4 separate regions of the Homo sapiens genome follow, and all the other regions are linked to region 4. Evidence: chromatin loops called from intact Hi-C (ENCODE). Cell type or tissue: dorsolateral prefrontal cortex. All regions are shown on one strand. Each heading gives the region's core, and the rest is flanking DNA. Links, peaks and the distances in the headings are about the cores only.

Region 1 (7,980 bases), core at 2,233-4,732, 270 kb after region 4:
TCTAAGAAAGTATTGGGAAGCCCATAGGGCACCCTGGAGTCAGAGCTGCCCACCAGAGGCATCCCACATTTCTCAGCCTTAACATCCCTGCCAAACTCACTCTCTGGCTGGGAGCAGCCACATCAGTGTGGTGATAGATTCAGAGCACAGCAGCTAAAGCCATCAACAATTACGCTCCTTGCAGAAGGAGAGCTTAGGGGTTCACATTCATAGCCAGTACAGGTGGATTTTATGAGAAAATGTGCAAACTCAGCAGTTATATCAAGCACGAGGTTTGACCAACCTTGTCAATGATAAGGTGTTTATTATTATTACTATTAACAAAATACTAGGGGGAATACCAAACATGGAGTGTGCCCATTAATTTCTCCAAGAATTGTAGAGGAATTCAGCGAGGATGCATAGGTGGGATAGGGCCTTGGAGAACAGCTAAGATTTCTTCAATGGACGAGGAGGCTTCTGGAAAGACAGGATGACCTGCCTGGGAGAGGGGGTCAAGGACAGACATGATCCCCATCCGCTGGGGATCCCCTGGCTGGATCAAGCAGACAAAGCCCGCCAGCAGTTTTAATTAGTTGAGGGTTACAAGGTTTCCCCTTCTCCCTGGTGCAGCTTTGCCCGTGCCGATATTACAGACAAAGCCCAGAGGCGACACAGGCATGGCCCACCCCAGCAGGCTCCCTTCAAGGAGACCTCTCCCCAGAGCCGTACACAAGGGATGTCAAAACACCCTCAGCTGGATGTGGCTGTCCCCAGTCTGCCCAAGATTCAGTGACATGGAGCTGCCAGACCCCCACTGCAGGCTGTCCCTATTTGTAGTCATTACACCCACCAGGGTGGCAGGCTCCACAGGCCTGGGTTTGGCCTGCCCCACCAATCTCTCCCAAGTAATGTCCAAACCCACACTCTTCCTTAAGTGTCTTGAAACCAAGAAAGATGGAGAGCTGTACATATTTTAACCTCTTCCATGCTATACCCAAGCTTTGGAGAGATTATGAGTAAATCACAGCAGGACTGGGTGCTAGCCTAGCCTCTCCTTTGCAATCAGCTCTAAAACACAAAGTCTAATCTCTTGGAAGTGCTATGCAAAGAAGGCACATTTTGCCTGCTGTCGCTGCTTTCAGTAATCATGAATGAAAGTACAGTAGTTAACCTCCAGCAACTCCGAGCCACACACACACTCAGCTTGCTCTTCCTGCCCTTGCTTTTTCTCATTTCTCCTCTAGATGGAATGCCTCCTGGGTCTACTCAACCCATTGACAACTCCTCCTTCCCCTAAAATCATCTGTCACCTCCTCCTGGAAGGCTTCCTGGATGCACAGGCTAGGCTGTGTCCTGGTCTTCTGTGCTCCCATAATTGCCTAGGCATGACTCTATCCTTGTAAGCGGAGTATCGAGCAGTGATGTCACACCTTTGCAGCTCCTTGAGGAGAGGGTCTATGTGGTCACCATCTGTGTGTGGCTGGCACCTGACAATTGCAGACCTGGCTGATATACACCTGGGTCATAGTTCTTAGAATAATGAAGCACCATGGTAAGTCATGTGCTGGTGAGAGGAGCAGGGGTGGAAACTGATTACATGACATGATGTCATTTTAAGACATTTCAGGTGGGGCTTCACAATCCCTGGGCTGTGAAAGGAGACAAGAGAAAAGCTAACTTGATACAAGCAATGTCCCTACAGGGCAAAAATGCAGAGAATCACCTGGGTGAACCCAGACCGATGGTGTCATGGGCTTTCATCAGCCTTAGTCAGTAACTTTTAGTTCTGAGTTCCTCCCTGGGCATCGCCAATAAGGCCAAGTCCTGTGCCCAGATGTCTCTGAGTGATTTTTCACCCTAGCACGTCTCTCTAAAACCATGGAGTTTTTCTTTAAGTCCTAGGCTCTAAGGAGAGAAATGAAAAACGCTTGTGTGCCAGCTCATAAAAAGTTAGGTTATGAATGCCTACAGTAAAAGTTCGCACATGGGTCCGAGGACCTGGTTATTTTGATGGTTTTCAGTGTAAGACTCACTTCACCAGCATTGTTGAGTTTGGAAAGTGAACTGTTGAAAGAACTTGAAATCCATTTTTAAAATTCGAGGCCCTCCTGTATTGATTTTCATCCCTACACCCAAAAAGGTGCACTAGGAATGTACCCTTAAACACCACCGAACAGGATCATCCAATCAAAGAGCATGATATCTGAGATCTTCTAAGTCAGTGTTCTCATTCCATGCATGAGGAAATCAGGTCTAGAAATTTCACCATCTGCCAACGGCCCACAGACAGCAAGTGATGGCTGATGCTGAGGATGGACTTGAGACTGGGTTGAATTACATCTCCCAAGAAGATATGTTCAAGTCCTAATTCCCAGTTCCTGTGAATGGGACCTTATTTGAAAATAGCGTCTTTGCAGATATAATCAATTAAGATGAGGTCATAGTAGAGTAGGGTGGCCCCTAATCCAGTGACTAGCGTCCTTGTAAAAGGGGAGGAATTTGAACACAGAGACATGTAGGGAAAATGTCATATGAAAACAGAGACAGAGACTGGAGTTAGGCCGCCATAGGCCAAGCAACACTAAGGCTTGCTGGCAACAAACTGAAGCAAAGAGGTAGGCATGAAACAGACCTCCCCGTGAGCCCTGAAGAAAGAACCAACTGGGCTTACACCTTGATCTTGGCCTTCTATCCTCCTGCACTATGACAGAATACATTTCTGTTGTTTTAAGCCACCCAGTTTGTGGTACTCCTAATATAAATCCCAAGTCTGGTTTTCTGCCTCCATGAGTTTCCAGAATTAGAACCTAAGTGTAGGAAACATTCTTCTAACCCAGGGCTATTTCTGCCACTTCAGGAAGAAGGCAGAAAATGTGACCACTTTTGACCTCAGTTCTGAGGAGCACAAGAATCTAAATCAGGGAAACATCCCTTCATCAGGGTACAAGTTCAAAGGGCTCAGTTAAGATAAATTAGTATATTCAAGACGTGAGTGTTTCCATTGAGGGACTGTTGTGTAGCAGTGTACACTCTGGAAGCCAAGACACAGTGGTCATCCTCACAAGGAGCCCAGAAAGACATATGCCTGTCCAATTTCCCAACCCAAATGATAAGTAGTCTCAGTGGACAGTCTAATTCTATGAATTTCCAGTGTTACTTTGGGGTCACGTGACTTGCTACACACACACTCTTGGAATTGGTGAAAAACACAGAGTGTTCCAGAAATATCAGCATCCAGACTGCCAAGAGGATTCTAAATGGAGCTTGCAATCACTGAGGTTTGAAATAATTGTCTTCCCCCTAATCAGATAATCACTGCCACCCAAGCAGTTCCAACACCCAGGGCAGAAGAGGGGCTGGGAGGGGCATCAGGCCAGTCTCTGTGGCCTCACTCAGGATTCCCATGGATGTGAGGCATCAGAGAGAAATCCTCAGTGGTGTTTCACGTTTCCCAAAGTTTTGGTCTGAGTTCACTGTTCATCTCATAACTGTTCTGGGTGATCCAACATGCGTGAGGGTTTGTTCAGGCTGTTTAGAGTTCTTTTGTGAAACTGTCAAAACAATGACCTCATTTGGAGCCATCTGCTGGCATGCAGGATTGGCACGGAGCTCGCTGCTGATGTGTGTCGCTGGGGCAATCAATTCAAGATGGCCACTCTGGGCACACCGTTTACTAAGCGATATCGGAGCAGATAACTGATTGCTCCATCTCTTCCTCAAGTTACTAAACATGTTAGTGCTCACACAGCCTCCACCAAAGGCTGTGTGCCAGGCATGGCAAAGGGAAGACATCATCTGCTGACCCAGAAACACAAACCCCTACATTTCCTGGAGTGGAGGGTGCTTCTCCTGCCAGGTCCTGGCCTGAACATTAACTTGCAAAGCAAAAGAAACATGATTTAATCAGAGAAAACGATTGTCTTTGGAGCAGAAAGCATGTGAGTACTATCAACATGTGGATACCAACAACAGAAGATGACCTTTATCTGATGCTGCGTGGCTGGGCCAGGGCTCTCCTAAAAACAGCAGAATCCGTGGGAAAGAATCACTCTGGGCATAATTCAGACTCAGTTCGTGATCCTCTGAAGAGAATGAATTGGGACAGTCTAGAAAGGCATGAAGCCCGTAGGTATTTCTGAATTGTGACCGAGTTTGCCTAGCACAGCGTTTTCACAGCCTGTGCAATTAGAGAGCAGGTGTGTTTTAAGTGCTCATGAAAAGAAGAGCCCTCATTTTTATTGCAAGTTTTCCCTCATTTCTCTGAGAAACAAAACAAAGCAACTCAAGGAATATGCAGGAAAATTGTTTTTGACCCAATTTGTTGTCGTTGCCAACTTACTTTCCAAAGTGGTTAATTAGGCAAGCTCAGCAGAACTTTCCAGTTTCTGCAAGGGTGCCAGTTTCGGAGCACCTCTGTAGACTCCCTCTGCTGAGGGATGAGATGGTGACACTTTTCTCAGATTTCCTTTTGTTTATCAGATCGGGGTGTGTGCTGGGGTCGGGGCTGGGGGTGAGCCTTAGCTCACATGTGAAAAACAGCCACTAGACATTTCTCATGAATCTGAGCAGTTTCAGACCTCTTGTGCATGTGTTAAGTCTGATGTGAGCTTGTAATCAGAGCCAATTCCTCAAAACTCAGTTCAAGTGGGTGGTGGTAATTTGCAAGGTCACTGCGTCATTATCAACACACAGCAAAATAAGAGCAGGATTGCACCTCAATACATAGGACACGGTGAAGAGAAAGTTGTTAGGGCTAGAGAAGAAACCAAATGAGATAGGGAAACCGGAGAGGGGTGGGGGGAATAACAAGTTTGCCATCTGCCTGGAGGCATGTCTCCTAAATTGGCCAGCATCACACTGATAGCAGGGGCCCAGATACCTTCACTGAGGGATGCATTTTGCAGAATCTCCCTTCAGCATTGACCAGGCACACACACACAAAGCAAACCTTCTAATAACAGTAATAATGATGATGATGATGTACTTGGTGGATGGGTTGGGGAGATTATAAAAGGAAGCACATTAGTAAAAAATACTTTTTGACATCCACCTACCCCAACAGTAGAGTTATAAATGTTAAAAGGATCCCATCCAAAATACAACTTCAAGAAAAGTTTACTCCTAAAGAGACATCATTGATTCAACCCCAGTAAAACATAATCAAACTGGAAATCTATCTAGACACAAATACCTCTCTGCCTTCAGAAAATCCAAACTGGACCACATGTATTTGACATTTTTTAAAGGCTATTTTAATTAATACCCACCCAAGAAAAATACCAGAAAAGATAAACTGCTTCCTACTAGACACAGTCTTGTATACAACTTTTAGAGCTTCTTCCTTTCCTTGCACTACATCAAAAGGCGACTGCTCTTTGGGCCATTGTCATTAGCTCAGCATTATTATTTAAAATACCAAATATGATGACTTTCCTGAAACTATCAAAAATAGCTATTTTTACATACTGAAATCCACTCTAGCTTTACAATATGTGGATTTTTATAACTTACTTTAAAAATCACATTTTATGCATGCTTTCTTTAGTAAATCTTACAGAAAAAAGCAATAAAGCAATGATCTGACCCAATAATTAACTATAAGGCACTGAAATTCCTGGTTTGAAACAAGCAGCAATACAAATTTTGGTGCATTTAGCTATGTCACAAGTATAGCTTGAAGGTCTAAATCATCTTAATATCTCATGTGATGCTTGTTAATATTCACCATTTAAGTGAATATGTCTTATATTTAAATACTCATTATTATTATTACTCAATTTAAAATCCAGCCAAAGTAATTTCAGGCAAGGCAATGCATGCAAAGGTTTCTTCCTTCTACAATTCTTCTACAAGACTTAGAGCAAGTTAGAATTCTGGTAGCAGTTTGATTTTTTTGGTTTGCTTTTGTTTGTTTTTGGTTAAAGGTAAAAACAAGGTCACACCTATCAGCAGCCTAGCTGAACTTCCTAATCCACTTACTTTCTGGGAAAGGGCTTTCTAAGGACCTGGTTTAAATCTGAGGTGACAGTGGGTCTACCCCCTGCATCGGTGCTGGGTGCTACAAGCATCCCACTGGATGCATGTGGTTCCAGGCTGACAATGGCTGTCCTGTTGGAGCTGAGAGCGTCATCTCCCAGGGTGCTGGAACTCTCAAATTTAAAGAAAAGAGCAAGTAAACTCAGGTGAGGCAGAAAAATAGTCTGCTTGATACATGCTTGATCTCATACCTGACCCCACCCACAAGTCAAATGCCACCTTCTACTAGGATGCATGGGGTCCCTGGCTTGCAAATTACGCTAGAAAAAAAGCAGTACCCTGGAAAATGTGATTCAAATTTGTGATAAATATTTATGTGGCCAGAGATGTCTCAATTCAGGTCTATGTGTCTGTCCCTCCCAAGGTTGTCACCATCTAGAACAAACTCCTTCATCAGCTTATTGTTCCAGAGAGAGCAGAGTGAAGCAATCAATTGCACCAGCTCTGGAAACAGAATTTAATTCTTAGTCTCCTGGTAACTGTGACACTGGTAAATTGCTTTTCCTCCCCATGTCTCAGTTTCCTCATCTGCAAAATGGAGACAATACAACACCTGTCTCAAACAGCTATGGTAAGGGTCAGTGCAACGTGCTCAGTTATTTGCAGCCCCCGAAGACTTTTGCACTCACCCTTGCTTCTGGCTAAAAGGTACTTCAGCTGCCTTTCCCAATAGCTGATTCTTCAACATCCACTCCTTGGATGAGGGATTTCCCGTACACCCTACCTCAATCAAACATGTATACAGTTGTCCCTAGGTATACAGAAGGCAGTGGTTCCAGCATCCCTGAGTACTCCAACATCCCTGCATACTCAAGTCCCACAGTCAGCCCTGCAGAACCAAGGTATATGAAAACTTATCCCTCCTTATACCAAGTTTTGCATCCTGAGATGAGAATACTGTATTTTCAATTGGCATTTCGTTGAAAAAAAAAATCTACATAAAAGTGGACCTGTGCTGCTGAAACTCGCATTGTCCAAAACTGTTATGTTTTTCATGACAATCATCACATCCTAAAGTATCCAGTTTGCTGTTAACTTGTGGATTGTCAATTCCCCCTCCCCTCCAGCTCTCTCTCTCTCATACACAGGCAGGTACATGACAGTGACCTCTCTGAAAACTGAGATCTTGCCTACCTTATTACCATATTATTGGAGCCTCAAGCAAGGCTTCGGACAGAGCAGGAGCTCAATGAATATCTATTCTTCAATGAATACATGCATGTAAAGTACTTACAAGATACTAGGCCCTCAAAAAATATCAGCCAGATGAATGAATAAAAAGCACTTGAGAGGTTTCTAGTCCAGTTACAAATCTGGTGTTTAGAGAATCTTCAAATTCACTGTGTCTCCTGCTTTCCGTGTTGATCTCCCTAGGATCAGACATAGGCCACAAATGCAAGACTTGCTCTTATTACCTGTGTGTGAGCAGAGGAGGCAGAGCAAAGCCCAGAGGCTCTCAAGCCAGACAGACCTGAGCCCAAATCCTGACTTTACAACATCTCCTTGGGATCGTCATGCATCCAGGTCCTCCTTCTGGAAAGATGGAGTAATGCCACAATGTCCTTGGGCAGAAAAGAAGATTAACAGAGAGAAAACATAAAAACCGTTTAGCAGGACTGGTTACAGAATTTGCAAGGCCCAGTGAAAACTGAAAATGTAGGATCCTAGTTCAAAAATCACTAAGAATGTCAAGTCGGTGACAGTAAAGCATTAAACTTAGAAGTGCAGGGCCCTTCTAAGCATGGGGCCCTGTGGGACTTCACAGGTCATACTCATGAAGCCACCCTGCTGCCCAACCTAAAGTCTGGCACACAGTAGAAGTCTAACAAATGCGTGTCTTTTTTTCCCTCCTTCCCTTCTCATTAACAATCTGATGTAATGAAATGAGACAGATTGTAGCTATTGGCTGAACAAAGGAATCCTGAACAGTGGAATTTCTAGTATTGCTAACCATTCCGGCTA
Region 2 (7,980 bases), core at 2,882-5,381, 960 kb after region 4:
GAGCAAGACTTTGTCTCAAAAAAAAAAAAAAAAAAAAAAAAAAAGCCTCATCCCCTATTACCTCCTAACAGGTACTCTATGTTCTGGCCATACTAAACTAAGTATTAATAGTAGTTCCTCAAAATGGCATACAATTTTACCCTCCACACCTCTGCATTTTGCTAGTCCTGCTGCCCAGAACACCTTTCTCCCTTTTTGTCCTGGCAAACACCTACTCATCTTTCCAGACTTGGCTCAAATGTCACTTCCCTCAGAAAAACCTCTCTAACCTCCAGTTTCACACTAAGCTGGCTGTCCCTACTAATCCAATGGCTAATTCTAAAGGCACTGGAATTGCATACCTGTCTACCACCCCAATTCAGACTATGAATGCCTTTAGTGCTGCTCTAAGTCTGCATAAAGGGACTTCCCAGAGGCCTGAAGCCTACTAGGAGAAGCTCCTGGGGAAGTCTTGAATAAATACACCGGGCCACAGAAACATTTTGTCCAACTATTCCTACCTGCTAAGCAGGGAGGTAGAAAGGCATCATCTCCAGAGCACTAGGAAGGAGGAAAGTTCAGAAAGCAAAAAGACCCCCTGAGAATATCAAAGGAAGCTTCCTAGGCCTAGCAGAATCCTTACTATCTGCAAATGCTATCACCCACAGTGGCATGGATCAACAGGGAACCTAGGACATAGCCTCTCAAAACTGAAATGTGCATCTGAATCCTTTGGAAACCCAGTTTAAGATGTAGATTCTGGCCGGACCCGGTGGCTCATGCCTGTAATCCCAGCACTCTGGGAGGCCAAGGAGGAAGACCACAAGATCAAGAGATCAAGACCAACCTAGCCAACATGGTGAAACCCTATCTCTACTAAAAATATAAAAATTAGACGGCTGTGGTGGCACGCGCCTGTAGTCCCAGCTACTCAGGAGGCTGAGGCAGGAGAATCGCTTGAACCCGGGAGGTGGAGGTTGCAGTGAGCAGAGATTGCGCCACTGCACTCCAGCCTGGCAACAGAGCAAGACTCCGTCTCAAAAAAAAAAAAAAAAAAGTAGATGTTGAATGAATAGGACTGAGAGTCTGTGTTCCAGGTACTGCTGATGCTGCAGGTCTGCAAATGACACTTTAACCAGAAGACTCTGGGGGATCTGGGAAGTGAGCCCTTTCTCAGGGAACATGCAGCATTAACTCCTGTTGTATTAACCCTCTCTTTTTAGCTTACACATCGTGTCATTAAAAAAACAAAAGCAGTCAAAAAATCAAAACTCTAATTCTTCTGCATCTGTTGGCCTCTTTCTTCCAACATACCATGGTTCTACTGTGACAACGATGCCATCTCATTCATTTCAATATCCCAAGACTGACAAAGACAGACCCTCAATAAACGCCCGTTAAACCATATTATATCTAACAGAAGGTCCCCAACTTATAATGGTTGGACTTATGCTTTTTCAACTTTACAATGATGGAAAACGATTCCGTTTTTCACTTTCAGTACAGTATTCAATAAATTACATGAGATATTCAACATTTTATTATAAAATAGGCTTTGTGTTAGATGATTCTGCTTAACTGCAGATTATAAGTGTTCTGAGAATGTGTAAAGCAGGCGAGGCTAAGCTATGATGTTCGGTAGGTTAGGTGTAGGTATTTCTTTCTAATTCACTTGTTGTTAAGGTATTTTTGCTTATTGGTCTGTCTTTCCCATTTGATTATCAATTTCTTGAAGACAGAGACTCCTTTTGTTCTGTGGTGCACAGTCTGGCACACGATGGGCACTCAGTAAATGACTGTTGACCTAGAGTGGATGACTGACCTTATAAACCACTACTTTCAGGTTCCTAGAGAAAACACTAAGAACGCATCCTGAATTTGCAATCCTTTTTTCTAAGGATTTAAAATGCTCACATGTATGAGTCATGTGAGTGTTCACAGAAGTTCAGTAATACACACTGAAAGGGTCATCAGCTCCACCTGACAAGAAAATGGTATATATTATACTTCTTCCCAGACAACCTTATCAACACAGAAAACAACAGTTAACAATACCTCAGTCTTCCCACATTCATCGGGTGGATCCTGGTGTATGGCCACTTGATACTTGACATACAAAGAAAAGGACTGGCTGAAAGACGACTTGAACTCTGGGTCCTCAAAGGAGACAGGTACTAACCTCACCTTCAGAGCAAGGAAAATACAAGCAAATGCTATTGAAACATCTCTGATGATATGCTTCTGAAGGTGAGGCTACAGTAAGATCTCCACAAATCCACGCCAAAGCTCGAACTCGAATTTGTCATGAAAAGAAACCTTAGACGAGGCAGACGGGTGCAGAGACCGAAGTGCTAACTGTACTAAAACTTATGAAAATCTCAACCTCATAAGAGCCAACAATTTGTTCTTTTTTTTTTCTCTCTCTCCACTAATTGTAGTTTTCTGCATAAACTAGAGTCAATATTGTTGTTAATCATGGTGATGATCGCTACTTTTGCCACCTCTACTTATACTAAGTGTTTTAAGCTTTTTTCCTTTACAGATTTTTCTTGGGTCATTTAACTTACAAAATTATTAGCATATGAGTTCTTCTATTAAAATGTTCTACTATCTTCCTTTTTTAGTCCCACTCAATTGTGCAAGGGTAGCACATTAATAAAGAATAATTTAACTGGGATCAATTATTCCTACATACATCTTTCAAATACAGATAAAGCATTAAAATCATGTTAGGCAAAGTACGTATCTACCATAAAAATATAGTTTCCTGAGTTTTCCTCACAGGTATTTTAATTTAGAGCTCTATTACTATCTTTTAGATAAATGCATCTAAAATAGTGACTTTAAATAATTTTACATGTTACTTTGACTCTGAAATTATACATGGCTGGTACTTAACATGGCACTAGGTAAAATTTGCACTTTCAGAATGTCCATTAATTCAGTCTTAGGTCTTTGCAGATATGCTGCAAATTGAACACAAATAAAATGTAGCACAAATAAACCAAGATTTCATTAAATGATATTAAGTGGAAGGGAAAGCTCTGTTTGCACAGGAAAATTACACTTGGCCTGCTGACCTGGCTTTCGGTTGGCGTATCAGGTGGGTTCTTGTGAATAACCATCTGGTAACGTTTATAGACCTGGTAAGACTCCAGAAGTGTGGCTTTGAACTGCGAACTTGGTGGAGATGATCTCACCACCCTCACCTTCAGAAGCAGTTAAAAAAACAAGTTTACTAATTCATTCATTTATTCATTCTGTGGAATATGCATTAAGAGTAACTCCCATCCAAGAAACCAAGTTTCAACAATTATTAAAGCACCTAAATATTTTAATATTAAAAACCAACCAGTTAGTAAATAAAGAAAAAAGTTATTTTTGTAACTTACAGACTCATTAAGAAGAGGACGATCCCCTCTAAACTATAAGCCTCAGCTTTCATGACTGAATTATGTAAGCCTGCCTCTACTGTAAACTGGCAGAGTATTTCCAGCACTCGTACACACACGACACATACACACACAAATAAATACCCTCTAGTTGTGCACAACTACCAGTAATTCTAAGAAAGACTAAAAATATGAATACATTTTTTGGCCACTCATTCATCATTGCTAACCCTCAACTTAAAACTTGACTGTTTGAGTTAAAAAGACCTCATAAAGTTTTCCTACTTCATAGCATAGTTAACAACCATGACTCTGAAGTCACATTTCCTTTGTTCAAATCTTACAATGTCACCATCTTGGTCAAGTAACCTTGTAAAATAAGGATAAGTTTAAAACAGTAATTGCACGCAGTAATGGCTAACATTTACTTTAACATTATTTACTAGCCACTTAAAATGTATTAGCAAAACAGAACAGTAAAACAGTCAAATGCAATGCAATGAAAACAGCTGGAAACTGGACATGTGTGCCGTGAGACGTAATTCTATGAAGAAAGAGCGACACCCAGTGGTAAAAGATCTCTATACATCCTGAGTATCATTACATTCAAAAAGTACAAGTAACCACTGGAGAACTGTTATGTTAAGCGTGCTTGGCCTCCTGAATACATTACTATTTATGATCAAAGATAAAAGACACCTTGTAAAATATTTTAAGTAGTGTATTCAACTCTGTTTACAATTTTGGAAGGACAAAAAAATCTGTATCCAAATCAGAGTAGCCAAGGAGTTATAAAAGCTAAAATCTGGCCAGGCAAGGTAGCTCACACCTCTAATCCCAGCACTTTGGGAGGCCGAGGCGGGTGATCACCTGAGGTCAGGAGTTCGTGACCAGCCTGGCTGACATGGTGAAACCCTGTCTCTATTAAAAATATCAGAAATTAGCCGGGCGTAGTGGTGGGCACTTGTAATCCCAGCTACTCAGAAGGCTGAGACAGGAGAATCGCTTGAACCCAGGAGGCAGAGGTTGCAGTGAGCCGAGATCGCGCCATTGCACTCCAGCCTAGGCAACAAGAGTGAAACTCCGTCTCAAAAAAAAAAGCTAAATTCTACGTCTGATAATACATATACTGAATTAAGGCTTAGAATGCATGAAAGTTAATTTTTATTATCAGGACTTCAGTGATAAGTGATATTTTTAGATGATAGTAAGCTACAAAATTCAAAGGCTGACCAGTTACTAATCACATATGAGAATAAGATAAAAATCATTATGGCTAATGTTTTTGAATTTTTTTGAGACAGTCTTTTGCTCTGTCACGCAGGCTGGAGTGCAGTGGTGTGATCTCAGCTCGCTACAACCTCCACCTCCTGGGTTCAAGCAATTCTGGTGTCTCAGCCTCTCTAGGAGTTGGGATTACAGGTGCACGCCACCACGCCTGGCCAATTTTTATATTTTAGTAGAGACGGGGTTTCACTGTGTTGGCCAAGCTGATCTCAAACACCAGACCTCAAGAGATCCACCTGCCTCGGCCTACCAAAGTGCTAGGATTACAGGTGTGAGCCACCACATCCAGCCCTTGTTTTTGAATTTTATATATGAGAAACTAATACTGAGAAATCTTGATCTGATCTAGAAACGAAAATAAATTTGGAAAAATGGAGGAATTTGGCTCTAAAAGTATTCATATTATGCCCAAAGTGGTTTTGGCACTAATGAGAGAGGATTTCAGCAGTACAATTTAGCCCTATTTAGATAATTCCTAACTGCTGGCTTATGTATATGACACCATTTGCTGTCTTTACCAAGATCAGAATATTATAATGGATGAAATAGTGATTTGCCTTGTGTAATCTATTGTCTTTCACTATCTAAACCAAAACTGCTAAAAACACAATTTTAAAGAGTATTTCTTTCATTTTAACTATTAAATTTCAATCAAGGTAGCATGCTAAAATTGACACTGTTTTCACAAGTTTGGTGGCCAACTATGTATTCTCAAAAAGTCTTTTAAAAAAAAAGGAGTTTCCCTCAAACAGCAGTTAACTTAGTAAATACAAATGTTACTTCTTCCCAGTTCTCTTTAATTTCTTTTAAATTCTCATTATTTAACTAGCAAACATCAACTAATTAGAACTTCAAATAAAAATAAACGATATGCCCAAACAAAAAAAAATCATAATAAAACAAACAACAAAAGTCCTCCAAAGTACCTCTAACTTGTGTGATGCATTCTCTGGTAAAGACTCAAAAATTAAATCTTCGAGTGATTTTGGCTGGTTGGATTTAGCCTTTGGTGGAAACAAAGATGGTGGGTGACCTTGAGCCTGGAAACCCTCAAGTTCTCCAGCTGGGTTCTGCTGCATTAGTTTTAACCTTTTCCTTTCTTTCCGGATTTCCTTTGCTTTTCGACATGGAGGCTTACTCAAATCAGCCCCTTTGCCTAAAAAGAATTTTAAAATATTAGACCAATCACATTTGGTTCTAGAAAAGTTTTTTCACATGTCTCAAAGATTCTACAGTGTAAGTCCAAAGAGTTTCAATGGTTAGGCTAGCTTTGGGGTAGATGTTTCAGAGGATCCTGATACAGAGCTGTAAGTGGATCTAAAATTCTACCTTAGAAGTGGGAGTTGCTAGAGAAAGTAAATAGCACAGAAACTTTCCAAGGTGGCTCTTACTGCTGAAAATCTTTTTTTTCTTTTTTTTGAGACAGAGTCTCGCTCTGTCACCCAGGCTGGAGTGCAATGGCATGATCTCAGCTCACTGCAACCTCCGCCTCCCAGGTTCAAGCAATTCTCCTGCCTCAACCTCCCGAGTAGCTGGGACTACAGGTGTGTGCCACCGTGCCTGGCTAATTTTTGTATTTTCAGTAGAGATGGAGTTTCACCATGTTGGCCAGACTGGTCTCAAACTCCCTTGGACAGACTGGTCTCAAACTCCTGACCTCGTGATTCACCCACCTTGGCCTCCCTAAGTGCTGGGATTACAGGAATGAGCCACCAGGCCCGGCCCAAATATCTTTTTTTAAAAAAAAACATTCATCCACTTCTCTGCCTTTGTGAGGAAGAACACAATCAAATCAAAGTACCTGCTGCATTAAAAGGACACTGCTATCTCTGCCCAACATTTCTGAGGGACATTTCTCTGAAAGCACTGGTAACATAAATACTTAGGAACCAGGTATAAAGGAATACTGATCCCAGCGCAAACACTGACAGGTTTTTTTAAATTAAAAGAATCCTTGTGCACCTGGAATTCTAGCACTTTGGGGGGCTAAGGCGGGCAGATCACCTGAGGTTGAGAGTTCGAGACCAGCCTGGTCAACATGGTGAAACCCCATTTCTACTAAAAATACAAAAATCAGCCAGGTGTGGTAGCACACACCTGTAATCCCAGCTACTCAGGAGGCTGAGGCATTAGAATCACTTGAACCCAGGAGGCAGAGGTTGTGCTGAGCTGAGATGGCACCACTGCACTCCAGCCTGGGCGACAGAGTGAGACTCTGTCTCAAAAAACAAAAAAGGAATCCTTGCTTAGTTGAAGGTATCTGTGTCTTTCTCCAAATACTGCAGGTATTTGGGTCTCATTAGTTCAGCTGTAGTTAATCAGAGTTTTGTTCTAATTAACAGACCAAATATCAAACTGACATCCCTTTAAAATAAAAAAATTTTTACTATTATAAACTAAATAAAAATACTTAGAAAAAAACCTGGAAAGGAGACACCATGGTAACAGTCATTTTACTTTGTTTCAGAAACAGAGACAGGATTTACCTTTCTTTGTAGTGTTCTCTTTTCTCCAAATTTTCTTTTTTTTTTTTGAGACAGAGTCTCGCTCTGTCACCCAGGCTGGAGTGCAGTGGCGCCATCTGAGCTCACTGCAACCTCTGCCTACCGGACCATTCGAGCAATTCTCCTGCCTCAGCCTCCAGAGTAGCTGGGAATACAGGTGTGTGCCACCATGCCTGGCTAATTTTTTGTATTTTCAGTAGAGACGGAGTTTCACCATGCTGGTCAGGCTGGTCTTGAACTCCTGACCTCGTGATCCACCTGCCTTGGCCTCCCAAAGTGCTAGGATTACGGGCGTGAGCCACCGCACCTGGCCGAATTTTCCAACAATGAACATTATGCTAGTAATTTTTTAGAAGATATTAAAGAAATAAGGTGTTTAAGATCCCAAAACAGCCCGGTGCAGTGGCTCATGCCTGTAATCCCAGCACTTTGGGAGGCCGAGGCAGGCAGATCACGAGGTCAGGAGATTGAGACCAACCTGGCTAACACGGTGAAACCCTGTCTCTACTAAATATTAAAAAAATGAAGCAGGCATGGTGGCGCACGCCTGTAGTCCCAGCTACTTGGGAGGCTGAGGCAGGAGAATTGCTTGAACCCAGTAGGTGGAGGTTGCAGTGAGCTGAGACTGCGCCACTGCACTCCAGCCTGGGTGACAGAGCGAGACTCCGTCTCAAAAAAAAAAAAAAAAAAAAAAATCCCAAAACAGGGTACTCACAAACCATATCAAAGTCAGCAAAAAAAAAAAAGGTTTATAAAACTAGCAAATTCAGTTTTTAAAGAGAAGAAAATCAAAACCTAGAGTGGTTAAAGGGCTTGCC
Region 3 (7,980 bases), core at 1,905-4,404, 940 kb after region 4:
TGGCACCACTGCACTCCAGTCTGAGCGACACAGTGAGACCCAGACTCAAAAAAAAAAAAAAAAAAAAAAAAAAGCACTGCAATTTCAGGACATTGCTCTGCCACTAACTACTCATGTTACCTTAGGCAAATTAATTAATTCTTTAAATATGAGACATTCATCTATATAATCCTAAAATCCTTTCACCTCCAATGTTGTATGATGGTATGATTTTGTGATCTGAGACAAGTTTTAGGAAGTTACTGACCGAAAGGAACTTTGAGTTAAATGTTGGCTTGGCACAGTAGCTCATGCCTGTAATCTCAGCACTTTGGGAGGATCATTTGAGGCCAGGAGTTCAAGACCAGGCTGGGCAACACAGCAAGGTCTCCTCTCAAAAAAAAGGCCAGGTGTGGTGGCGTATGTCTGTAGTGCCAGCTACTCAGGGGACCAAGGCAGGAGAGACTGCTTGAACCCTGGAGTTCAAGGCTGCCGTGAGCTATGATGACGACACTGCACTCCAGCCTGGGTGACACAGCAAGAGCCTATGTCAAACAATGAAAAAGAGGGAGGAAGGGAAAAGAGTGGAAGGGAGAGAAGAAACGGAAGGAAAGAAAGATGAATGTTCCCAGTGCTAGTTTTGACTCCACCCCTTTGGATCTCCCCAAAAAGGAACATGCTTGAGATATAACAGTGTCTCTCTCCAATAGTAAATGACTGAAAAGCTTTGGTCATTTAACTACTATTAGTTATAAATGTCTTTACTACTATTAGTAATAAATGTCTTGTCACGGACCTTGACACAGACTACAATACACAAGTGTTCCCTGACTTAGGAGTTGCTTAAAGAAACTGGCTTCCTTAATTGAATTATACAAATAATTGCCTAAGCTCTCTACTTTATTCAAGTAAGTTAGCCTGGCTTTAAAAAATGTGCTTTAGGCCAGGCACAGTGGCTCATGCCTGTAATCCCAGCACTTTGGGAGGCCAAGGCAGGTGGATCACCTGAGATCCAGAGTTTAAGACCAGCCTGGCCAACATGGTGAAATCCTGTCTCTACTAAAAATACAAAAATCAGCCAGGTGTGGTGGCACGTGCCTGTAATCCCAGTTACTCGGGAGACTGAGGCACAAGAATTGCTTGAACCTGGGAGGTGGAGGTTGCCGTGAGCCAAGATCATGCCATTACATTCCAGCCTGGGCAACAGAGCGAGACTCCGTCTCAAAAAAAAAAAAAAAAAAAAAAAAAGAGGCCGGGCGCGGTGGCTCACACTTGTAATCCCAGCACTTTGGGAGGCCGAGGCAGACAGATCACGAGGTCAGGAGATCGAGACCATCCTGGCTAACACGGTGAAACTCCATCTCTACTAAAAAACACAAAAAATTAGCCAGGCATGGTGGTGGGCGCTTGTAGTCCCAGCTACTCGGGAGGCTGAGACAGGAGAATAGCATAAACCTGGGAGGTGGAGCTTGCAGTGAGCCAAGATCGCGCCATTGCACTCCAGCCTGGGTGACAGCAAGACTCCGTCTCAAAAAAAAAAAAAAAAAAACATGCCTAAAGCATTTCAAAATGTGGCTGGGTGCAGGGGCTCACACCTGGAATCCCAGCATTTTGGAGGGCCAAGGCAGGCAGGCAGGCGGATCACTTGAGTCCAGAGTTCCTGACCAGGTTGGCCAACATGGTGAAACCCTGTCCCTACTAAAAATACAAAAATTAGCCGGGCTTGGAGTCATGCGCCTGTAGTCCTAGCTACTTGGGAGGCTGAAGCACGAGAATCGCTTGAACCTGGGAGGTGGTTGTTGCAGTGAATCGAGATTGTGCCACTGAGCTTTAGCCTTGGCAACAGAGGGAAAGACTGTCTCTAAATAAATAAATAAATATTAAATAAATATTAAAAAGTTTCAAAATGTTCGGATCTTACTATCATTCTGTTAATTATATGCCAGAGTTAAATATTTATAAAATACAGGTTAAGTATCCCTAATCCAAAAATCTGAAATCTGAAAGCTCCAATGGGCATTTCCCTTGATTGTCATGTTGGCACTCAATAAGTTTCTAATCTTGGAGCATTTTTGGATTTCAGATTTTCACATAAGTGATACTCAACCTGTAGCACCAGCAGGTTCTCAGGTGGCACTGCTTTGCTCAACATCATTTTGTTATAACTTCAATGAGTATGAGACCAGCTTGGGCAACATAGCAAGATCCTGCTTCTACAAAAAATAAAAAACAAAAACCAAAAATACATTGATGATTTAAAAAAAAAAAAAACCCACCTCCTGGCCAGGGCTACTGTCTGTGTGGAGCTTGCAATTCCCCCCACATCTGTGTGGGCTTGCTCTGGGTCTTCCAGTTTCCTCCCACATCTCACACGTGTGCACGTTAGGTTCACTGCTGTGTATACATGGTCCCAGTGTGAGTGTGGGTGTGTGCGTGAATATGCCCTGTGGTGGAACAGACTCCTGTCCAGGGTGAGTGTCCAACCTGCGCCCTAAGCTTCCAGAATAGGCTACAGCTCCCCGCCACCTGAACTGAAATCACTGGGTTAATAATATCTTACTTATTTTTATTAATCTTTCTTAAATGTATGTATAGCTCACATTTATTTCAATGTTTAATATTAGAAGTGCTTTGGTTTTTATTTAGAAGTCTGGTGATGTTTTGTGACCAGAAATATGCTGTAGGAACTTAACTCTTGTTTATATCAATTAGCCTAGGGTAAAACTGGTTTCCTTGTATGTCATTTCACCTATGACCACAGTTTCCAAGAACTATTAATGACATTAAGTGAGAACTTACTGTGTGTGCCTATATATGATTGTCTGGTCTTTGCCTAATTGGAGAATGTCAATTCTCTAATACACTGAATAATTTTCTAAATATAAGTTACTACTTTCATATACAAAAATGTAAGCCATTAAGAGGAAAAAAAATAAAGATGAAAACTTCTCGAGATTAAAGTCCAGAAAATATTTAAAACCTTTAACAAGCAAAGAATCACTTGTAATTATCCTTTTAATGCCTCAATGAAAATTACAATAAATGATAGAAAAAGAAGCCTTTATTCATACTTCTTGGGCTGTGAACACACAACTTGCAGAGAGCAAGCTGAGCCAAGATGAAAGAGCAAAGGGTTCTCGATCTACACCACCACCTGGTGGCGGAGTGAGACAGTGGCGCAGCTTCCACCGTCTCCTTTCAAGTCTCCATGGGGTCAGAATGGACTCATCACGACCTTTCCTTTCCACACTCATTGTCTAAACAAGTGAATATACATACACCTGAATATAAGATAACTATCCTCAAAATAAGCATCCCTCAGAAGTAGATATCGCCTCCTATTTCCATCTCTCATAGGAAGTTCCCTGAACTAATTTAAAAAACATTACAGGCTGGGCACAATGGCTCACACCTATAATGCCAGTACTTTAGCAGGTTGAGGCAGGAGGATCAGGTGATGCCAGGTGACCAGCCTGGACAACACAGCAAGACGCCCCCCTACAAAAAAAAATTTAAAAATTAGCTGGATGTAGTGATGTGCACCTGTACTCCTAGCTACTTAGGAGGCTGAGGTGGGAAGACTGCTTGAGTCCAAGAGTTTGAGGTTACAGTGAGCTATGATCACGCCACTTGCACTCCAGCCTGGGCAACAGAGCAGGACTCTGTCTCAAAAAACGATAAGAAGAAAAATAAAAAATAAAACAGATGGCAATGGATTATAGCACTTCATATAAGGCCATGAGCCTACAATGCTATCAGAAGGAAAAAAGATGGTGAGAGGTAGGGAGTTGTGAATACAGAGAGAAATCTCTTCTTTACAGAGAGAAAGAATTTCAGCTAATAAGTGTAGAAACAATAATACAATTAGACAAATCACCATTTTGCTACCTCTCCCACCTCTCCATAATAACTACTTCAGGCAAGGATCATCAAAGATGCTAAAACAAATGGACAACAGGTTATTGGGAAAGAGGTTATTCCTCCTACCTCAGAAATATTATCATAATAAGGGTATAACATGCCTTTAAAATGAGAAGATCTAATTACAAAGAAAAAAATATAAGAATAATAAAGAGGCTGGGCGCAGTGGCTCACGCCTGTAATCCCAGCACTTTGGGAGGCCAAGGTGGGCGGATCCCAAGGTCAGGAGATCGAGACCATCCTGGCTAACACAGTGAAACCCTGTCTCTTCTAAAAATACAAAAAATTAGCCGGGCGTGGTGGCAGGCGCCTGGAGTCCGAGCTACTCGGGAGGCTGAGACAGGAGAATGGCATGAACCTGGGAGGCAGAGCTTGCAGTGAGCCGAAATCACGCGACTGCACTCCAGCCTGGGCGACAGAGCAAGACTCCATCTCAAAAAATAAATGAATAATAATAATAATAAAGAGAGCTGATGGCTGTTATTCAACCAAGTGAGCAAACCAAGTGACAACAGACTTAAATGTCCCCATCACAAATGAAGGACAACCGACATTACATGCTGCTTGATATGATACAGTAAAAGAGTAAGACTGGCACAAGCCCTAGAGGAAACTGACAATATGAAAAAAGCTGAACACCTGCACACCCTACGACACAGCATTTCTATTGGGCACACATCAAATAGAAATGTGTCCGTATGTTTACCAAAAGGTATGTATAAGGATGTACATATGCAGCACTTTTCACGGTAGCCTCATACCAGGAACTACTAAAATTCCCACCAACAGTAGAAAGGGATAAATTCTGGATAGTCATACATAAAACACTATACAGCGATGAGAGTTAACAGTCTACTACAACAGGCAAAATAAAATAGATAACTCACACTACCATAATGTTGGGCAAATGAAACCACACTCAAAAGAGTAGGATTCTACTTACATTAAGTATAAAACAGGCACAACTAATCTGTAGTTTTACAAGTCAAGAAAATACCGGTAGTGATGGAAAAGAACAAGCAGGGGCTTCTGAGGAGTTAGTAGTAATCAACTTATTTATTTATTTATTTTTTTGAGACAGAGTCTCATTCTGCATCCAGTCTGGAGTTCAGTGGCACCATCTCAGCTCACGGCAACCTCTGCGTCCTGGGTTTAAGCGATTTTCCCGCTTTAGCTTCCCGAGTAGCAATTTCTTAATCTAACAGTGAGTTCAATTTGTGAAATTTCATCTATCTGAACACTTATGCATACTTTTCTGTATATACGTTATACTTCAATAAAAAACTTTTTTTAAGTACACATAACCTACACCTAAAAACATTAAACTTTTAAGAACACTTAAGAATCTGATTACTAGATAACAACAAAAACCGAACTGTGATACGGAACATTCTAAAGATAATTGGGTTAAATGTCAAAGTCATTAAATGAAAAAATCAAAAAAGATTACAGAAACAGAACAGTCATAAACATAACATAAACACAATACAGTTCATGTAAAATGTGTGAACCGTGACTGGATCCTATTTTCATTCATCTATAAAAGCTATTTTCTATTTTGGGGCCAGGCACAATAGCTCATGCCTGTAATCCCAACACTTTGAGAGGCCGAGGCAGAAAAATTGCTTGAGGCCAGGAGTTCAAGACCAGCCTGAGCAATATAGCAAGACTCTACCTCTACAAAAGGAAAAAAATTAAAAATTAGCCTGGCATGGTGGTCCACTCCTGTAGTCCTAGCTACTCAGAAGGGAGACTGAGGCAGAAGGATCACTTCAGCCCAGAAGTTTAAGGCTGCAGTGAACTATGACCATGCTACTGTACTCCAGCCTGGGTGACCGACCAAGACCTTGTCTCTTAAAAAAAAAAAAAGTAAAGGTATTTTTGGTACACTTGGAACATCTGAATATGGACTGTGATGTTATAGAATTTCTACAGTTTTTAAAGAGTAAATATTGTGGTTATATAAGAGAATATACTTATTCTTAGGAGACGTATGCTTAGCACATCCAGGCAAAATGTCATAACATGCACAACTTTCAAATGGTTCAAGAGAGAAAGATAAAGTAAACCTAACAAAGTTGTTAACAACTTGTCAACATTGGTGAATGGAGTCTGGGTGTTCATTACATTCTTTCAACTTTTCTGTTCAAAAACTCCAAAAGTTTCAAAGTAGAAAGTTAAGGAAAAGAAGTCAATATTACAGAAAAAAATTAAGAAGCTGCCCTAGAATAAAAGAATCTAAAACGATATCACAAAATGTAATAAACTTTGATTAAACACTATATCTTTTAAAATGGGAAAATGTAAAATAAGCACTAAATAGTAGATGATATTTACAAATTATCATTAAGTTTCTCATGCGTTATAATTATACCACGTCTTGTAGAAGCACATCTCATTGTTTGAACATGTATGCTAAAGAATTTAGTAGTAAAATGTCATGATATATAATGGATGTTAAAATGACTCATACACAAAAAAAAGATAAAGCAAAGAAAAACTAACAACTGTTGAAACTAGGTGAGGGATGTACAGGTCATCAGTATAATCAGTAAACCATTCTTTCAATTTTCCTTTATGTCTGATAATGTTGATAATAAAATTTGGGAAACAATTAGTCAGTGAATGCAGAAGTATGATGAGATTACTGGGTTTATGACTAGGCTGTTTTTGAGACAGTAAAGAAGAGATGAGAGGTCAACTCTATTCTAGGAAACCAACGGCACATATTATTAGACAACAGTATTTTCTAAAGAATAACATCAATAGAATTTCAGCTAAAATCTCATGTTTCTATCACATAGAATTACTGGTATCCTGAAAAATAAAGATTCTTAAAAGTTAGCTTTATACTGTATTATAAACGAGACAGGTCACAAATTACTCCAATTTATATCACATTACTTTCTGAAAATCTGATATCTACCTGAATGACTGAAAACAGTCATGGAAACACACATACTGGATTAATTTACAAAGTCCTATATTATTTCACTATTTGCAATTATGTGCTACTTTTCTAAAGATGTTGAAACGGCTCCACTGTCTGAGGTATATACCCTGGTTCTTTGTCACGGTCAATAAAGAATTCAGGACACAGACACACGAGGAGAGGGTTTAGGAGCAGAAAGTTTAGCAGACAAAGAAAGAGAAAAGGCTTCCTCAAGCTGAGAAAGTGGGTTGCCCAAAAAGGGTCTCCAGTTTGTGGCAGAAGGCAATCGGTTTTGTACAGAGGACTGAAGAGGTGGTAACTGATTTACATGGGGCTCAGGGGATTGGGTTGATCGGGTATGCCATTTATATAGCCCTCGAAAAGACTGACCCTCCCACCCTAGTCTTTTATTATGCAAATGTGGCCTCCACCAGGTGGTGGCCATGATACCTGAACATGTGATTTTACATGGAGGTTACCAGGATGCCGGCACATGGTGGCGACAGGAAAAAGAGGGCAGGAGAGACCATATTGAATATACCTGGCTTGCAGGTACAGCTGCCTGCATTTACATATAAAAGCTTCTAGTTTGCATATCTATGCCTGACTCCTCAGGGTGCTTTCTGTTAGAGAAGAAATGGTTTAGAGCTGCTTTTTATTAAAGGAAAATTCCACGGAGAACTTTTACCCTTTCTAGCTGCCTAAAAATTATTTCTTAATGATGTCTGTATTAAGGTTACTGAAAAGAATTGCTTAGAATAGCCAGGCAATCTATATTTATCTTTGCATCAAATTTCTCAAAAAATAACCTATTTTTCAGAGTATTTAAATGATTATTTTACAGAGTCAGACTGGATTTTATGCACTAATGTGGTTGGTTACCTGAAATCTTCAAATAGGCATATTAACTGTTTTTTACTTTAAATGTTTTCCAACGAAAAAAGCAAAAAATGTATTTTCTTGAACATAATTAGTTTTCCCTCTTATATTAACAAAACTACACCACAGTGTGATACTGTACAGAGTCCCTTAAAGCAAGTCAGTATAATGCAAACTTTTCAAAGAACTTTTTTGGCTTCTCTTTCTGCATTAGAGCAGAAAGAGAAGAAATGAACACTGGCCATTTCCTGACGTAGAAAACTGTAGTC
Region 4 (7,980 bases), core at 1,988-4,487:
GCCTGGCACTCCCTCCCACCAGACGCTTCCCGGGGCTCAGCCTCCCAGCCCCACCCCACCCCACTCCAGGCCCCATTCATCCCAGGTAGCAGCTTCTGCTGCTCAGATGCCCCTCTGCACCTTGGGTGGTCCAGGAACTCCTCATTCTTCCAGAGGAGGCCTGAGCAGTGAGGGAAGCCCTTGACCCTCGCCTACTGGGGGTACAATTTGACACAGATTTTTTATAGCATCATTTGGTGAGACAAATAAAGTCTTTAAAGTGGCTATGAAATTCCACTTGTAGACATTTTGCCCGGCAAACATGAATGGGCACAAAAATTCAGCTGCAAAGATGTACTTGTAGCAATTTGAAACACCCCAGTGTTGCTTAAAGCAATCCTAGTGCATCTATACAGTGGAATCCTAGGCGTTAAAAACATTAAGGCACATGTAAATTTTGTTTTTCGAACCGTCACGTCTGCCCTGGACTTCCTCAAAGCCTCCTAACAGGCCTCTAGGTGTCCCTCTTTGCTCCTTTCCAAATCATTTGCACCTGGTATTGGGTGAGAACTAAAAGCCTGAATCATGCCATCGGGCAGCTTAAAGCCCCATAAGGCATTTCCATTGTAATGAGATGAGCATGTGAATTCCCTCCCCAAGCTGTGCACCATCAAGGCCCTGCGTGCTCTGTAACCAGGCGCTTGTCTACCTGGGGGGTCCCACAGGAGGACACCGGCCTCAGCCTGGGCCCTGAGCTTGTCACACCCTTGTCAAACAGTGCCTCCCTCCCGCCACACCCACCTTCTATCAGCGCCTCGGGATAAGCCTAGCTCTGCCCCATCTCTGGACTTTGGATATGCTGTCCCTGCATCAGTCGGCTTCCCCTTCCTGGCACTCGGGGTAACTTCTCTACATCCTTCATTTCTCAGAGAGGCTTCCCTTAACCCTTCTGTTCAAATGGGGTTGCTGCTATTATTCCTCACTGTACCTTGTTCTTTCTGTTTTCCCTTTTCCATTTATTACACCCAGTAAATCTGTAAGGACAGCATCCTGATGGGCTTTGTTGACAGAGTACATCCAGCACTGAACACTCTGTACGCCTCACACAGAGGAGGTGCTCGATAAACATGTAAGAATGCCCCTGCTACATTGTAATTTAAAAAGCAAACTACAAAATAGTATGATGGCATATATAACATAGCATAGTATAATCCAATATAATACAAGAGTACAAGGATTAATATTAAAAAATCCAGAAGACTCTTCCACAAACTCTTGTCAGTGGTTAAGTATACATGGTGGGATTATAGATGGTTTCAAATGTTCACCTTCTCTGTATTATCTATATTTTCCAGATTTTAAATACATTTTTATTTTTATTGTATTTATTTATTTGTAGAGACAGAGGTCTTGCAATATTGCCCGGGCCAGTCTCAAACTCCTGGCCTCAAGCAATTCTCCCGCCTCAGCTCTCAAAGTGTTGGGATTACAGGTATGAGTCACAGTGCCCAGACTGAATCAATTTTTCAAAAATGGTAACAATAGCAATTATTCCGCAATAAAAAATAAAAATTTTGCTTAATTCTCATTGTAAAAAGACTCTGCCCACAAATCCCCAGCCTCTGTGAAGTGTTTCCTCTAAGCTCCATCTGCACCACACACCTGAGAAGGTGAAGCTTGAGGCATCCTTCTCTGTCCCATAGCACCTGGGACTGCCTCCTTCATAAGATGAGTCATCACCATTTCATAATCCTCCGTCTCCCTGCGCCCTCCTGCCTATGGGAGCACCCAGAATGTCTTCTTCATAGCCTTCACTCATTAATGATTGTGACTAATTAATTTGAGCTAATCCATTTTATGTGCAATTTCTGGCCTGCTGTCTTCCCCGGGCTGTAATTTCAACAAGGGATCATCTACCCTAATTGCTAGCGTAGTCTTTATAATTCATAGTTAATGCTCGATCAACAGTTGCTAAATGAACAAATGAATGAATGAATGCAAAACAGGATTGTCTCCGAAGTTGAAATCCCTGCCCTTGATTGTGTCTGCCATCAGATGTGCGTCCCCGAAATGCAGAAATCCTACTCGAGAGCAGAGGCATGTTACCACTCACTGGAGTTCCATAGACATCACCTGACCACGGAGACTTTCTAAGTATTTGTTCCTGAGAAGTCTCCGCTGCAAAGTTCCGATTAAGATACCTGTGAGCGGCAGGGCGCGGTGGCTCACGCCTGTAATCCCAGCACTTTGGCAAGCCGAGGAGGGCGGATCACGAGGTCAGGAGATCGAGACCATCCTGGCTAACATGGTGAAACCCTGTCTCTACCAAAAATACAAAAAAATTAGCCGGGCATGGTGGCGGCGCCTGTAGCCCCAGCTACTCGGGAGGCTGAGGCAGGAGAATGGCGTGAACCCGGGAGGCAGAGCTTGCGGTGAGTCGAGATTGCGCCACTGCACTCCAGCCTGGGCGACAGAGCGAGACTCCATCTCAAATAAATAAATAAATAAATAAATAAAAGAAAAAAGAAAAAAAAAAGATACCTGTGAGCTGTGGACATCTGAATGTTCACACAGCACTGACCTTTTTAAACATGAAAATGAAAACGAATAGTCAGACTCCTGCATTTTTCCATGTCTTATTTCAGTTTTAAAGATGGACAATATGATAAGAAAGTCTGTTTCTCTTCTGGATTTCTATTTCCAAAGAGATAGCAAAGGTTCTCAGGTTACTTGGAGAGTTTACTAGGATGCTGAGCGCTCCTCACCCACATAGTTTATTATTCGGGAGGTCTGAGGTGGGACCCCAAAAGACAAATTCTCAGGTGAGGTTGATGCTGCTGGTCTGGCGACCACGCTTGGAGACTCCGTGAGCCAGAGGACTCTGCCCCGACTTGCTAGGGAGGCAGGAGCTCTGGTGACCTGCTGTGTGGCCTGGAGGAAGTCACTGCCCATTCTGAGCCTCGGATTCCTTGTTGGTAAACAGCGTCTTAGGACGCGGCTCTGTGATGCTGTGGCCTGTGCGTCGCATCGGCATGTCTCAGCCGGCACCGGGCAGCAGAGGGCAGCAGAGATCAGGAAATGGCGTCCCGGCAGGCGGCTTCTCCCACTGCTGAAATGAGTTCTCTCAACTGTCGCTCAGCACTCCGAAACCATTAGCCAAAGAAGAAAGACATTTCCTCATCCCTTTGCTCTCCAATGACTAAGAAAAGTGAAGTGATGCCTTACACTGAAATGTATTTCTTAAAAGTTGGATACTTGTATCATCTTGAAAGCCCCTCTACATCCAGGAAAACTGCAGCCCAGAGAGGGGAGGAAAAGCCCGCGGCCTCCTGCTGGTGGTAAGTTCAGGAACACGCATGGGCCTTTCCGCTCCGTCCCAAGCTGAGTTTTACATTCCCTCCTAGACGAGAATTGGCGAGTGGACATGAGGGTAGCTTTCTTCCATGGTGCTGGGGGGCAGGAGGAACCCCAGGGACTCATGGATGTGGGAAGGACATGAGAGGTTTCCCAAGTAGGGCCCCTTGCATTTAGAGCCCCCTCTACATGGAGCTGGAAAAGGGAGTTCCGTTTAAATGTGTGACCCTGGAGTCCCCAAACATCTATTCAGAGACAGCAGATAAATCCCAGACTGCACCTCTCCAGCTGGTCTTCAAGCTCAGAACCCCCTCCTCGTTTCCAAGTGTGGATCCATCAGAATGAAGGGCCCACACCTCTCCCCCACCGTGGATTTCACATTTCCTGGTGCCTCTAAGTCACCAGGAGGGGGCAGAAAATTCTGCCTCCCAAGCCCCACCTCCAGGGACCCCATTCATCAGGTTTGGGTGCGGTCCTGGAATCCACGTGCTAAACAGACGCTGAGGGTGGTTTGCCCAACCAGACCTGGACAATCTCTGGCCTGGAGGTTAAGCCTGGGTGGTGAAGATGAAGAGATAGGTGGCAGGCAACACTGGGAATTCACAGTCTCCGTTCTTGGAATCATACTTCTCATCCACGGGGAAAATTCCTTGGTTCTGGTACCTTCCCTGCAACTCTCTCCAATCATCCTAACATTCTGGGGGCCCAAGATGAGAATAAAAGCGAAGTTCCCATACCATGTGTCAATTATTAAAAAGTTATCAATCCGGGGCCGGGCATAGTGGCTCATGCCTGTAATCCTAGCACTTTGGGAGGCCGAGGCGGGTGGACTGCCTGAGTTCAGGAGTTCGAGACCAGCCTGGGCAACACAGTGAAACCCCGTCTCTAGTAAAATACAAAAAAAATTAGCCGGGCATGGCGCCGTGCACGGCGCCGTGCACCTGTAATCCCTGCTACTTGGGAGGCCGAGGCAGGAGAATCGCTTGAACCCAGGAGGTGGAGGTTGCAGTGAGCCAAGGTCACGCCATTGCACTCCAGCTTGGGTGACAGAGTAAGGCTCCGTCTCAAAAAAAAAAAAGGTTACCAATCCAATCAGTTGTTAGAAGATAAAACCCATAATTTTTCTACCTTGGTAAATACATCTTCATCATCATGAAGGCAAGGTTTGAATTTAGAATTCTGAGGAGTTGACTTTCGAAAAAAGGCAGCACAGAGAGCCAGGCTGCAGCCTACCCCCTTCACGCCTCACCCCACTTGGCTTTTTAGTGCACACACGTGTGTGTGTGTGTACAGGTGTGTATACCCACTAGCCCCACATATCCACGCCCCCACCCAGTTCCAGCTGAGCCATCACCCACAGAAGAATGATGGACCCAGGGAGAGAGGCCCACACAAACCTGGAGGTTGGCTCAGGGTTCCAGGTATCCGTGACTCTAAAAGGCAGGGTACAGGATCCAGGGGAAGCCCATCCCCAGCCCCAGGGACCCCTTGCCCTAGATAGGGCATAGCCTGATGAGACAGAGCAGGCCCCACCCCTGCCCACCAGGGCTCCTTGCTGGCCAGTGGGAGGTGGAGGCCTTAGAGTTATAAGGAGCTGTCAGGTTGGTCCCACTGAAGCCACACTGGCTTTGGGCCCCTGGGAGCCTGACTGTGAGGCCTTTCTGAAACCTCAGGTAGGCCTGACAGACAGACAGGGCTGCAATCCAGGGCTGAGCGCCTGCCTGGAGATGGGGCTCCAGGAGGGACTGGGAGGGCTGCCTGGAGGCGGGGGCTGTTAAAATGCAGCTCTCTGGGCCCTGCACCAGCCCTTCTGAATCAGTGGAGCTGGACATCTATGTTTTAACAAGACCCTCCTTCCCAAGGATTCTAACACAACACTAAAGTGTGAGAAGCACAGCTTGGAAACATTTTGTTTTATTCATGCAGTCAACAGATATCCACAGAACATCCCCTCCCTTGGCACTCTCAGTTTCCTGTCCCCTGCAGCCAACAGGAAGTCAGCTCTTCCCCACAGATTCTCTCCCTCCTCAAGTTTCAATTCAATTTCACCTCCTCAGGGGCACCTTTTCCAAAATGGCTGCCATCTCCCGGCCCTCAACACCACATCCCCTCTCCTAGCTCCTTCTTGGCCTTTACCACTGGTGCAGATGAGCTTCTTGGAGTATTTATTTTACTCATTGCCATGCCTCCCCCTCTAGAATATAACCCCTTCCCCAGGGCCAGGGCCTGATACATGGGAATCATTCCTTTACTGCAGTGTTGCTGGGATATAATATGCCCATAAACCTACTGAGTATTTGATGAATGATGAATAAGGCCGCTACCACTCAGCAATTCATTCATTGCCTCTTCCCACAATGGGACAATGGGGCAGGTGCCTTTTGGATAAAGAGGGAAGGTGTAGGTGGCGGAAGCCTCCGAGCTCTGAAGACCCTGCATGGCTGTCTGCCCGCCCCTCCATGAAAGGGGCAGCTCTCCCAGGAAAGAGAGGAAGAGAGGCCAAGAGAGCTCACAAATGGGTGTCTTCTCTTGTGAGGAAGGATTCGGGGCTCAACACGCTTCCTGGGGCTGGGTCTGTACAGGTAGAAGGAAGAGGCCCAGTTGGCTCCAAGCCTGGGCCAGCCCCAGCCCTGCAGCCTGGCGGTGTGCAGGCACCCTCACTTCAGAACATGCTTGTATGCACTTGCTCTTCTGGCACGCCATGAACTGTTTCTTGGCTGCCTTGTTAGGAGATTAAGCTTTCTCTAAAAAGATGAAAAAAAAAATCTCTAGCAAAGGCCTGACTAGAGCTGACCCCCGAGGAGGCGGTGGCAATAACTGATGGGCACTACATTTGTCTAATTAATCTTCTTGTCAACAAAGTTGTTCTTTGCCGGTGCCAGCTCTGACATCATCCTGCAAGCTTGCCACACTGGTTCATATGCAGTTACAAAGGCTGCCTGTGACCCAGCACTACACTCCCTAACCACCCCCAACACGCTGCTGCCTGGAAATGGGTGGATGAGAACAGAGATGTCACACAGCTGCTGGCTTAGAAGGGGCACCGGGGAATCACAGCTTGAATGAAAGTTGGATAAAGATCTGGAAGGTTCAGGGGATCCCCAGGCTGGAAGGAGCCTGGTTTCTAAATAGGACACCGATGCCGACCATCTTTTTCAAGTTAAACTTTGGAAAGTTCCATTTGCCATGCAAACTACCCTTGCCCTGGATGGGTTGCCCCAAGAGTGACCCAGGAAAGTTTAGGTGGTAAAGTTGCAAAATCAAGTGGCTTCAGGGCCCAGGCAGAGATTTCACTTTCAGTGCCCTGGGATGAAATCTCTGGATGTCCACGAGGCTGACCTGGACTTCCCGGATTGGGAGGCCTTGTGGTCAAAAGCCGAGTCCAGTCCTGAACACCAGATCTAAATGTTCAAGAAGACTGTGCAGATTTACAGGCTAAATCAGAGTCCCTGGTAGCTGTTTCCGACCTCTGTATGGGGCTTTTAGAGTGAACTGTGGTCTCATCCAGGCGTTTCCCGACCATTGCATCCCACACAGGGCCTCCCTTCTGATTTTATCGTTAGTCTCTCTCCCTGTTGATTTCCTCCAAGTGCTCATCACTGTCCACACTCACCCTGTTTATTTCTGCTCACCGATCTGGCTTTTTAATCGAGGAGTCTGTGAATAAAATCTGGAGGAGGGGGGTCTATGAACTTGGACAGGAAAATATTTATATCATTATTTTCACTGTCTGAGATTTAACAATTTACTCAATTATGAAAATCGGCAACAAGCCACAGTGTATTAGCAGTGTCTGTGACTTTGTCTCCAACAGAAATCACAGCTGTTTTTCTATCACGTCGTAGTTGATGCAGTTATCTCAAAATATCAGCTGGGCTAATCACTATTTTGAAATGACTGTAGTTAATAGATTGGTCTGTAGATCCTGTTACATCCTCTATCAACGAAGAACATATACGAGTATAGCACCACTTAAAAATATTTTGATAACTGCATGACAGTATAATCGGTTTGTTTCATAATCCTGTGTATCTTAATTTATGCTTTTTTCAAATATTCTGGCCTCATGAGACTGGCAAGAAAGACTGTAAGCCATCTTTTCTGTTACTTTTTCTTTCTTTCTTTCTTTCTTTTTTTTTTCTATTTTTGAGACGGAGACTCTCACTCTGTCACCCAGGCTGGAGTGCAGTGGTGATCTCGGCTCACTGCAACCTCCGCCTCCCGGGTTCAAGCGATTCTCCTGCTTCAGCCTCCCGAGTTCTCTTTTCTATCCTTAGCCCCGACCTTGGGTTCTGGCACACAGTAAGTGCTCAAGACAATATTATTGACTGAATTAATGAAGGAACCACTGAACAAATGAATTAAATAAGTGAACTGAACAAATGAACATGAGCCTTAACGTGGCCGTGGGTCCACGTCCATGGACCCACGTATTCTGGAAGGTGCAGAAGTTTCCACGACCCTTTGCCACCTGAGCTTCTGTCTGTGCGACATCCACACTACCCACCAGGAGAGACGGGGGTCTTGCTACCTCCACTAAGAACAGTAGGAACAGCTCAGAGCTGACCACGGCGTCCCCACTAAACAAGACTCCACCGGCCCATTGCCTTTTTTGCTCCAGCCACACGGGCCTCCGGAGACCAGAGC

The links. Peaks named below come from ENCODE experiments on the same cell type or tissue, not always from the same donor. Only the 100,000 strongest peaks of a DNase experiment are listed, where the experiment ranks them.
Region 1: it touches region 4 in a loop (2.8-fold over the local background); 2 of 110 quality-filtered maps call a loop at or near these places.
Region 2: it touches region 4 in a loop (7-fold over the local background); 69 of 110 quality-filtered maps call a loop at or near these places.
Region 3: a loop joins it to region 4, with 10 times the contacts of the local background. A loop is called at or near these places in 84 of 110 quality-filtered maps.

Annotation. Positions count from the first base shown.
Region 1 is chr10:121,213,386-121,221,365 of GRCh38, forward strand. All of the region lies in intron 1 of LOC105378523 (a long non-coding RNA gene), which reads right to left. Among named protein-coding and RNA genes, the nearest start is that of LINC01153, 39 kb to the left of the region's middle. In dorsolateral prefrontal cortex, for the core only: a CTCF peak has its summit at 3,562 (motif pointing left); a DNase peak (open chromatin) is centred at 3,586; H3K27ac peaks cover 2,500 bases.
Region 2 is chr10:121,896,807-121,904,786 of GRCh38, forward strand. It overlaps ATE1 (arginyltransferase 1), which reads right to left. Exons shown (of 12, transcript NM_001001976.3): 6 at 5,585-5,814; 7 at 3,060-3,188. Among named protein-coding and RNA genes, the nearest start is that of ATE1, 27 kb to the right of the region's middle. In dorsolateral prefrontal cortex, for the core only: CTCF peaks have their summits at 3,938 (motif pointing left) and 4,137; no DNase peak of the experiment used is centred there.
Region 3 is chr10:121,884,059-121,892,038 of GRCh38, forward strand. All of the region lies in intron 7 of ATE1 (arginyltransferase 1), which reads right to left. Among named protein-coding and RNA genes, the nearest start is that of ATE1, 40 kb to the right of the region's middle. In dorsolateral prefrontal cortex, for the core only: CTCF peaks have their summits at 3,124 (motif pointing left) and 3,328; a DNase peak (open chromatin) is centred at 3,133.
Region 4 is chr10:120,939,972-120,947,951 of GRCh38, forward strand. The region is part of intron 2 of LOC105378519 (a long non-coding RNA gene); the gene reads right to left. Among named protein-coding and RNA genes, the nearest start is that of WDR11, 93 kb to the left of the region's middle. RefSeq lists enhancers at 2,885-3,179, 3,084-3,153. In dorsolateral prefrontal cortex, for the core only: CTCF peaks have their summits at 3,042 (motif pointing right) and 3,246; DNase peaks (open chromatin) are centred at 3,040 and 3,303; H3K4me3 peaks cover 845 bases; H3K27ac peaks cover 1,524 bases.